Linked DNA regions of Homo sapiens: region 2 is linked to region 1. Evidence: chromatin loops called from intact Hi-C (ENCODE). Cell type or tissue: natural killer cell. All regions are shown on one strand. Region 1 overlaps AUTS2 (activator of transcription and developmental regulator AUTS2). Region 2 overlaps AUTS2 (activator of transcription and developmental regulator AUTS2).

The links. A loop is a pair of places that touch in the nucleus more often than their neighbours do. Peaks named below come from ENCODE experiments on the same cell type or tissue, not always from the same donor. Only the 100,000 strongest peaks of a DNase experiment are listed, where the experiment ranks them.
Region 2: it touches region 1 in a loop (13-fold over the local background); 1 of 110 quality-filtered maps calls a loop at or near these places.

Annotation. Positions count from the first base shown.
Region 1 is chr7:70,058,306-70,063,305 of GRCh38, forward strand. All of the region lies in intron 2 of AUTS2 (activator of transcription and developmental regulator AUTS2), which reads left to right. Among named protein-coding and RNA genes, the nearest start is that of AUTS2, 460 kb to the left of the region's middle. In natural killer cell, no CTCF peak of the experiment used is centred here; a DNase peak (open chromatin) is centred at 2,156.
Region 2 is chr7:70,646,313-70,651,312 of GRCh38, forward strand. All of the region lies in intron 5 of AUTS2 (activator of transcription and developmental regulator AUTS2), which reads left to right. Among named protein-coding and RNA genes, the nearest start is that of GALNT17, 480 kb to the right of the region's middle. RefSeq lists enhancers at 421-920, 2,144-2,193. In natural killer cell, no CTCF peak of the experiment used is centred here; a DNase peak (open chromatin) is centred at 1,989; H3K27ac peaks cover 1,755 bases.

The DNA of each region.
Region 1 (5,000 bases):
GGAGTTTTGGAAACAATTCATGGCCTCCTTTTATCGGTTGAGTAGCATTGAGGCCTCATAAAAAATAGTAACTTGATTCTAAGGTAAATTTCCCTGGAAAGTATGAAATGGGAAAGTTAGGTTTCCATGTACCCCCCCGCTACGCATAGCATTATTTCAATTCCAAGAGGCATTTGTAGTCAATTTCTATGATGATTGGAAAGGAGCTTAAAAAATTCTTACAATCTCTTTAAAAACTTTTGAAGCAGAGGAGAAAAAATTGGTAATTTGTTTTTCAGGAAGAAACATACCTGGATTTATCTATTGCTACATGTAGGTTTTTTTTTTTTTTAACTAACTAGAATCACAGCATCTTTTTCTTTTTAAACTAACTTGAATCACAAAATCTTATGTCATACTTCATGTCTTTCCTTATTAAGGATAATTAGTTTATGGAGGATTCAGTTATGATGGTGATATTATTAGAGACTTATCTGAATGAAATCAGAAAAGTGTATCCCGTTTTATGTAGAAGATTTTTACATAAAATATTTACACACACACATACACTTCATTTTTTAGAGCAGTTTTAGGTTTAACAGCAAAACTGAGCAAAAAGTGCAGAATCCTCCCTACCCCCACCATACCCCTCACCCTAGCATCCCTGACTATAAGCTTCAAGACTGCACCAGTATGGTACAGTTGCTACAGTTGATTAACTGGTATTGGCAAAACATAATCACCCATCTTACATAGTTTACATTAGAGTTAACTTTTGGATTTGTACATTCTGTGAGCTTTCACAAATATAAAACGGCATGTACTCACCATTATGGTATCACACAAAATAGTTTCATTGCCCTAAAAATCCTTTGTGCTCTACCTATTCATCCCCCTACCAAAACCCTGATCTTTTTACTTTTTCCATAGTTTCGCCTTCGCAAGAATGTCATACAGTTGGAATCATACTATATATATGTAGCCTTTCAGATTGGCTTCTTTCACTTAGTTATTATACATTTAAGGTCCTCCGTGTCTTTTAATGGCTTAATAGCTCATTTCTTCTTAGCACTGAGTAGTACATTGCCTGGATGTTCCACAGTTTATTTTTCCATTCACCTAATCTTGGTTGCTTCCAAGTTTTGTCAATTATGGGAAAAAGCTACTGTAAACATTTATGCGCAGATTTCTGTGTGGAGATCTTAACATTCACATTGGTTACTTTTTTTAAATTTCAGATTTATCAATATTACAGAGCTATTGCAAGAGTCATATGAGAATCGAGGATCTGGAAATTCTGTATGAAAGAGGTGCCATCTGAGTAGGGCCTTAAAGGATGCGCTGATTTGGACACATAGATTGGAGGAGGTACATCGTACTGTGGCTGGCACAGTATGTGATTTTCTGTTTGATTGGAGTTCATGGTAAATGTAGGAACACGGTGTTATGTTTTCGATGCCTTCGATGCTAGGCTAAAGAAGATAGGCTTCCTTAGTGAGGCCATAGGAACCCATGGCAGATTTTTGAGGTAGGAAGTGATAAGTAATGTCACTCATTTATTTAAGCAGCTAGTCAAGCTCGCTTAGTTCCAAATAGCTGCTTGACCTTGCCTAGTTCCAAATAATTGACTTAAAATTAACAAGTTGACATTTATTAAACAGTACTTTTTACAGTTTAATTGTTCACCACTTTAGACTAAATTTTTTCTACAGGTGGTGCAAGTTAATTAGATTTTCTTATAATGAGAAAGAAAAGCATTTCAGTACAGTGTCTTCTGTTCTGATATTCAAGGTCATTTCCTATATAAAAGTAAAATTCTACACAGCATAAAACCATCCTTTTTGACATTTAGGGACCATAGGTTTTAATAACATTGAACAAAGGGTTAAATTTTTTAAAAAGTTTTTGTACACTCTTTCTTTGGTATGCTTCATCTCTTTCATTTGAGCTGAACAGCTTTAAATTTCACTTAAAGAAATGCTAGATAAAGAGAAGAACATTGTATAAGGGCAACTAAGTGAACAGGAAGCTGTGCTTCTCAGAATGGGGAGATTTTAAAATAGAGGAGAAAGCTGTCAAAGCAAAAGTATAGCAGCCTCAGCTTTACTTGGGAATTTATTAGAAATGCAGATTGTTAGACTCTACCCCAGAAGTCCTGTGGGCGGGGCTGGCAATCTGTGTTGTAAGCGAGAAAGACTAATCTAAACCACTGATCAAGGGAGGGGGATGTTAAGACTTACTGCAGAAAAGAGGTGAGAAATTGTACTAACAGTTACTGTTAATTCAACACTTACTTTGTAATGCACATTTTACAGATACAGCTTATGTAATCTTTTATGTCAACCCTAGGAAGTATAATATTACAATATCTTACTATATAGATGAGCAGAAAAGAATGGTTTAAGAAGTAGCATTGCAAAACTTCCGGCATGGAAGGTGTCTTTGACTCTATACTCTGACCTCTTTAAATCGTGCTAGGCCATGCAGGTATGTTGTTTGTCTCCCAGAAGGCAGCGGTGGGGCTAAGGCAGCACCCACCTCTCTGCTCCCTCTGCTGCATTCCCCAGCCTCCCTGACTGAGGTAGGTATTTCTTCCTTCCTGCATCCAGGTGGAGCCTGCCTGGTCCAGTGAAGGAAGCAGAACAGGAATGGCAGGAAACCAGCTTTTTCTGTTTCTCTGGAGTTCTCTTAACAAACCCTGTGACCCTAGGCCTGTCTCTTGGTATCTCTATGCCTTATTTATTTTCAGCGGTAAAATGAGGACTGGGATAAATCTGTAGGTTCTTTCTGAATTTTATCTGGCTCTAGCACTTAATTAGAGACAGATGGTCAAACTAGGTGACCTCTCAAGGGTTCATTCTGGTTCGTGTTGAGAGGAGTTTGATATTGGAAATAATAGATTCTTGTTTATGTGCGAAATGGAGACAGTACTTTCTGGAAATGGTGTGATGCAAAGTGAAATCATGTCTGTGAAGTCCCTAGTAGCCTGCCTGGCATACATGGAAGGTGCTCAGTAAATGGTAGTTCCTCAGTCCCCAAGAGGAAAACAGCCGCATTCCTGATTCTGGTGTTTTCTTTCCTTAAGTTTTAACAGGTTAGTATTTTAATTTTCCTCTCAAGGAGGGAATAAGAGGTGCTAGGTTTGTATTAAAATATTAAGTTAATTAAAGCTTCCTATTAAAATTTTAAGAGAGAGGAAGAGAATGGGGCAACATGACCACAATAAATAAAGCAAATAGGTCATTATGTTTCCAAATGGCATTATCCCTTGACTGTTGGTAGCTTTCCTAATAATAATAGGTTGAAAAAATGTTACTGTAACATAAATAATAAAAGATACTTATGGTAGTACTCTGCTAAGTACTATATAGACATGAGATACTTAATAACTTTTAATATCATGGTTTGGCAAAAGAAACTTCACAATGGATTAACTATTTATTTGGTGAACTTAACTTGGGGCAGGCTTGTGGGTGGAATTTAAGGGTTATTTCTTCTTTTTTTTTTTTTTGCTCCCCCGGAGACGGAGTTTCACTCTTGTTGCCCAGGCTGGACTGCAATGGCGTGATCTCAGGTCACTGGAACCTCTGCCTCCCGGGTTCAAGCAATTCTCCCACCTCAGCCTCCCGAGTAGCTGAGATTACAGGCTCCCGCCACCATGCCCAGCTAATTTTTCTTATTTTAGTAGAGATGGGATTTTGCCATGTTAGCCAGGCTGGTCTCAAACTCCTGACCTCAGGTGATCCACCCACCTCGGCCTCCCAAAGCGCTGGGATTACAGGCGTGAGCCACTGTGCCCAGCCGAGTTGTTTCTTCCCTAATTTCTCTCACAAACCTTCCTTTTATATAGAGAAAACATTTTTACTTTTCATTTGAAATATTCTTATTGTTGTTTTTTTCTGATCATTACTGATGTACCTTCTATAGAAATAAGACACATATTTGGCAGGGCACAGTGGCTCATGCCTGTAATCCCAGCACTTTGGGAGGCCAAGGAGGGCGGATCACGAGGTCAAGAGATCAAGAACATCCTGGCCAACCAACGTGATGAAACCCTGTCTCTACTAAAAATACAAAAATTATCTGGACATCGTGGCACACGCCTGTAGTCCCAGCTACTCAGGAGGCTGAGGCAGGAGAATCGCTTGAACCCAGGAGGCAGAGGTTGCAGTGAGCCAAGATCACGCCACTGCACTCCAGCCCAGGTGACAGAGCGAGACTCCGTCTCAAAAAAAAAAAAAAAGGAAGAAATAAGACACATATTTATCCCAACGTACATTGTTTTTCACAAGTTGCAATTTGATATCCTTAGCTAGTTTCATCATTCTACCGTGACATTTATCCCCATTATGACATTTCTAAATTATAGTGCTTCTCTCTCATGTTACGCATGTTTCTAAGCTCTTGGTTGGAATCTGTAAAATAGCTAGTTGTTAACATTTAATAAAATTTAGACTTACCTCACCTTACTCTGTTAGCAAAGAGTTACATGAACTCTGTTGTTTTGAATTAAGAGGTCAGTTGTGGCAGTAAACCTGGGTAGAATTTGGAAAGGAACTAGGCTACTTCCTTTTTGATTCTTCCTTATTAGGTCATTTGTCAAGTGGATACATTATCTTCTTTCCCTGAGGGCAGGAGACCATCTTAGTTCCCTTCTGTTAAAGAGATCTATGATTCATTACTTCCAGTGTGAAGGCCAGGTGCTTTTGCATGAGTTGTAAACTGCTAAGCGAGCCCTTTTGTGCCTTGTTTGTGTATGAGAGTCTTTCTCTTCAGAGTGTAGGGCAACCTGTCCCCAACCAGTCCCCTTTCCCAACATCCCCACCCACAGTGTGATGGATGCTGGCAGTCATACCACATTCAACATTTCCAAGTGGGACTTGTTTTTATTGGATATGATCACCAAAAAAATTTGAATTTAGATGAGAAACAAATCAAGGGGTGGTTATTCACATTGCCGATGGGTTTTGGGTTTTGTTTTTTTTTTTTTCCTTCAAAATGGTTCAGCCTAGGGGTTCTTT
Region 2 (5,000 bases), 590 kb after region 1:
AGTCCATGGGGTTTCACCAGAGGGGCCATTTCCCTCTCTGCCTCCGTCATGTCAGGAAGAATTTTTATTATTTAGAGCAGCAGTGAGCTTGCCGTCACATCCACTAAGGTCAGCCGTCAAGCGTGCATCTCACTTAATAGGTCACCTGGACGGTCCCAAGTCAAATGTCAGAGGCCATTCAACTGCCAGGTTGCAACAAAAACACCCTGGCAGGCTTTTGATGGTGTTTAGATGGGGATGAGCCAGCCCGCTGGAGGGGAGCCCACCGCCTCTGGCCCCCCAAGGGGATTCTCTTTTTCTTTATGCCCAAGAACACTGCCCTGGAAGCATCCCCGGAATGACTGAATCATTGCCATTTGTGCGGCATCGAACAGACTGTGCCGCTGACAGCTGTAGGCAAGATTGACTCCGATGCAGTGCCAGGAGATCTAGGCCATGCAAGGCGGCTGCTCAAGGCCCGCTCTAGTGCGAGGGCCCTGGCTCAGGGCAGCAGGGCTGGCCCAGAAGCTGGGGCCAGGACCGGGCCAGCCAGCTCAGAGGCTGTTGAACAATCTGATCAGAGGAGGGCCTTGCCAGTTCCCTACCTTTGCCCATTTTGGATGCTGTTCTGCTCTGGCCTTGCTGCTCATCATTCCAGGCTGGCTGAGCAGTTTCAAACTCAGGGCTGATCCTGCCACCTCTGTGTCTGGGCTGAGCTGCAAGGTCTTTAGCCCAGCATTGCTCAGTCTTGGACATTCTCCCAGCAGAAGTCAGACAAGACCCAGGAGAGAAGTTTGTTTTGTTCAGCAGCTGATTGGATCCGCTCACTGTTGACTTGTGTTCCATGTTGGAGAATGCGTTCTGGTCCCCCTGAGCTGATATAAAGGAGCCCAAACTCAAATCTGTGCCCATTCCACGTTTCCCCTCTACTCCAGGATGGAGAGTTTTTCCTCTCATTCTTATCCACACAGCGAAAAACACTAGACACAGTGAGAAACGCTGGACGGCTCTGGGGGCCGTGGGAGCTGGGATGAGCACTGAACTTCTCTAGGCCTCAGCCCACTTCGCTCTGCAAGCCCTGAATGTGCCTGGACAAGATGACCGGTAAAGGCCATTCCAGCTCTCTGTGCTTTGTAGCCTGAGTCCCTGTGAGGAGTGGTTTGCTTTGAAACACAATATAATCCAGAAAAAACAGCTATCTTAACTTGGCCAGCTCTGCTTTTAAGCAAGAAATAAAGTGATGGTTTCTTGAAAATGATGCTGGCCTTTATAATGCCTTCTCCCTTAATCTCCCCACAAACTGAGACAAGGCATCCTGGGTCACACCCTGGCTCGTCTCCTGTGTGATGTGTTTTCTGGGACTTGCACTTTGGTAACCAGAGGAGACTGCCAACTGGGTATCATACCTGTCTCTCAACCCCTCTTCTGCCCACCACCCTCTCTCAGCCTCCCTATTCCCTGAAGCTAGCATGCCAGGGAGGCAGGTGGCATACGTGGTACAAGGACTGCATGCGCACATTTTGGAATGAAACAGTGGCCTTTCTTTGGAACTCAGACCATCCAGTGTGCTCTGGCTAAAGACAGGATTGTAGATCTAAGAAGTCCATTGTACTGATTAGTTTCATCTCAGTTTAAGCCACTGACCTACCAAGAGTATCCATTCAGGAAATGTCACCCCATGGCCTGATGTAGTGGTAGGAGACTGGAAATAGCTGAGTGATGACGGCATGTACACTCAGCATTGCTTAGCCTTGGGCAGGTACCGAACCTTTCTTTGCCTCGGTTTCTCATTTATAACATGGGAATAATGATAGTACTTACCTCTTCAGGGTTCTGGTGAGGGTTCCATGAACTAAAACACATGAAGAGTCTAGAATTGTTCCTGTGCTGTCCTAGGCCCAGGATGAATGTGAGCTGCTGTGGTTACAGCTAGTGTCATAGTACTCCGCCCCCCTCCACCACCAGACTACCACAGTTTCCTGCATTCTGTGATGCCGTCAGCTCACTGAGTCACCTTCACCAACACCTTTCACGCCTCTGGACTTCAGCTTTCTCATCTGCAGCACGAGGGAGAGGAATGGGCTGAGGCTTGCCATGGTGCTTTCAGGGACAGGCGTGGGAGCATCTGTGGTGAGTTTGCAGTTCTGTGTTGTATATGTCTGCACCAATGAGAGTTTCATGATCTTGAATTTATACATTCATATCATGAAGCACAACCTAGTAGCATGTTTAGATGTAGAAACACGATATAAAAACAAAACAGAATTTGTTTTGGTTTTTGGTTTTTTGTTTTGTTTCGTTTTGTTTTTTGAGACAGTCTCACTTTGTCACCCAGGCTGGAGTGCAGTGGCGTAATCTTGGCTCACTGCGACCTCCGCCTCCCCCTTTCAAGCAATTCTCCTGTCTCAGCCTCCCAAGTAGCTGGGATTGCAGGCATGCACTACCACGCTCAGCTAATTTTTTTTTAAATTTTTGGTAGAGACAGGGCTTCACCATGTTGGCCAAGCTGGTCTCGAACTCCTTACCTCAAATGATCTGCCTGCCTTGGCCTCCTAAAATGCTGAGATTACAGATATGAGCCACCGCGCCCAGCCCTGGAAGGAACCTTTGTTAAGAGTTCATAGTAACAGGGTGCTAAAATGAGTTTATTAAAATAATCCCAGTAGATGAAAGATTAGGAGATCTCTTTTGAGGAAATTAGAGAGTTTAGATCTGTTTTGAAATTAGGGAATGCCTTTTCCTATTGACCTAAGTCTCTGATTATATATGTCAACCTCAGCTTACGGAAAGAAGCTGACATGTCAAAATAAGAAGAATAGGCTGGATATGGTGGCTCATGCCTGTAATCCCAGCACTTTGGAGGCTGAGGCAGGTGGATTGCTTTAGCTCAGAAGTTTGAGACCTTTAGATTAGAAGTTTGAGACCTTTAGATTAGAAGTTTGAGACCAGCCTGGGCAACATCACGAAACCCCATGGAGCATGTCTGTGGTCTCAGCTACTTGGGTGTTTGAGGTGGAAGGATTACTGGACCGCAGGAGGTGGAGGTGGCAATGAGCCAAGATCATGCCCCTGCACTCTGGCCTGGCAGAGTGAGACCCTGTCTCAAAAAAAATAAAAAAGTAAGATGAATAAACAATGGTTAATAGAAACATAAGTGGTGGGACATGGGGGTCAGGATTTAATCTCAGAGTGTCCCAGTGGTGATTTATTTTATTTATTTATTTATTTATTTATTTATTTATTTATTTATTTTTTGAGACGGAGTCTCGCACTGTCACCCGGGCTGGAGTGCAGTAGTGCGATCTTGGCTTGCTGCAGCCTCTGCCTCCTGGGTTCAAACGATTTTCTTGCCTCAGCCTCCCAAGCAGCCAGGATTACAGGTGCCCACCACCATGCCCAGCTAATTTTTTGTATTTTTAGTAGAGATGGGCCTTCACCATGTTGGCCAGGCTGGTCTTGAATTCTGGACCTCGTGATTCACCCGCCTCGGTGTCCAAAGTGCTGGGATTATAGGCGTGAGCCACCGCACCCGGCCCCAGTGGTGATTTTGTAGGTCAGCAGAGATGATCTGTGTGCCACATTTCCTTGTAGCTTAACAATGGGCCTCAATCATGTGGTGCTTGGGTTCTTAGAATGTGGACAGCCAAGACATTCCAGCCACAAGTAACAGAACAAAATGGCTTCAACCATGGCAGGGGGGCGGGTGTGAGTAGTGTTTCTAAATGGGACTGGTTAAGTATTTTGGGGCACGGATTGGCTTCTCTGCCATTCTCTTAGCTTTCTCCTCATGATTTCAAGATGGCCGCCATAGTTATCAGACACTATTTCCTCAGGAAGCCACACTCACAGACAGGAAGGAAAGGTGTTCTTCCTCACGTACCTCTTTTTATCAGGAGGAAATTCTTTTCTAGAGACCCCATAGCAAACTTCCCCTCAGGTTTCACTGGCCAGAACTGGGTTACATACCGTCTCCTAAAACAGTCACCGTCCAAGAATAATGGGATTGCCAAGGGTGGCCTGAGCCTCCTGTAACAGGGGAAGACCACCTGCCCACAGCATGGCGCCATGCAGTACCTGAACAAAACCTGGGTTCAGTGAACTTGAGGGCTCTTGCCTGGGCAACCAACAGGGTCTGTCTGGGACCTTAAAGTCACTGATTCTGACTTAGCACTTAGGAATCAGGCATGTGGTTTAATCTCTCTGAATGTCAAAGAATGTGAGCTGGTCAAGAGCAGATCTAGAACTAGAATCTCTTTTCTCTTACTGTGACTCTCATCCCCACTCAGCTTTCTTCCTGGAATTATTTTTACTTTCAAATGTGTGAAGTCAGACATACAACAATTGTGCATTTCACTTGAAACTAGTATCTCGTTGATTGCTACCAAGAATGTTGTTTAAAATTGAGAAGTACATACATTTACCTCTACATATCTCCAGTGAACTTCTGTGACCATTAACTGTCAATTTTATCAGATTCATTTTACACGCAAAGCAAACACATCTACACCCTTGTCTCAAGAAGTTTCCAGGCTAGATGAAAAAACTGTTCCTGTACCCATGACAGTTAGACATAAATTAATAGTGCCAACTAATTGATTGATGACCAGAGTTCAAATCAGGGGAAGAAAGGATCACGTTGAGGGCATGGCTGAGGCCCAAGAGAATGATTTCAATGGACAGAGAGGAAGGAGGAGGAAGTCCGAATGGGATGAAGATAATGTTGATAGTAATGATCAACATTACAGTTATGAGCACTTGCTGATATGAGTAATGATCAACTACAGTTATTGAGCACTTGCTGTTTGAGATAAAGTTCTAAGCACTTTACATGTCTTAACTTATTTCATCCTCACAAAAGCTATTATGAGATGGGATTATTGTCTTCTCATTATTTCCGCTATATAGATAAGGATCATGACATACAAAGAAGTTAAATAAGGTACCCAGTGCCCTAGAGTTAGTAAATGGTAAAGCTGGACCCAGGTAATGTGGCTTCATAGCCTGCCCCCTCTCTGGTGCTC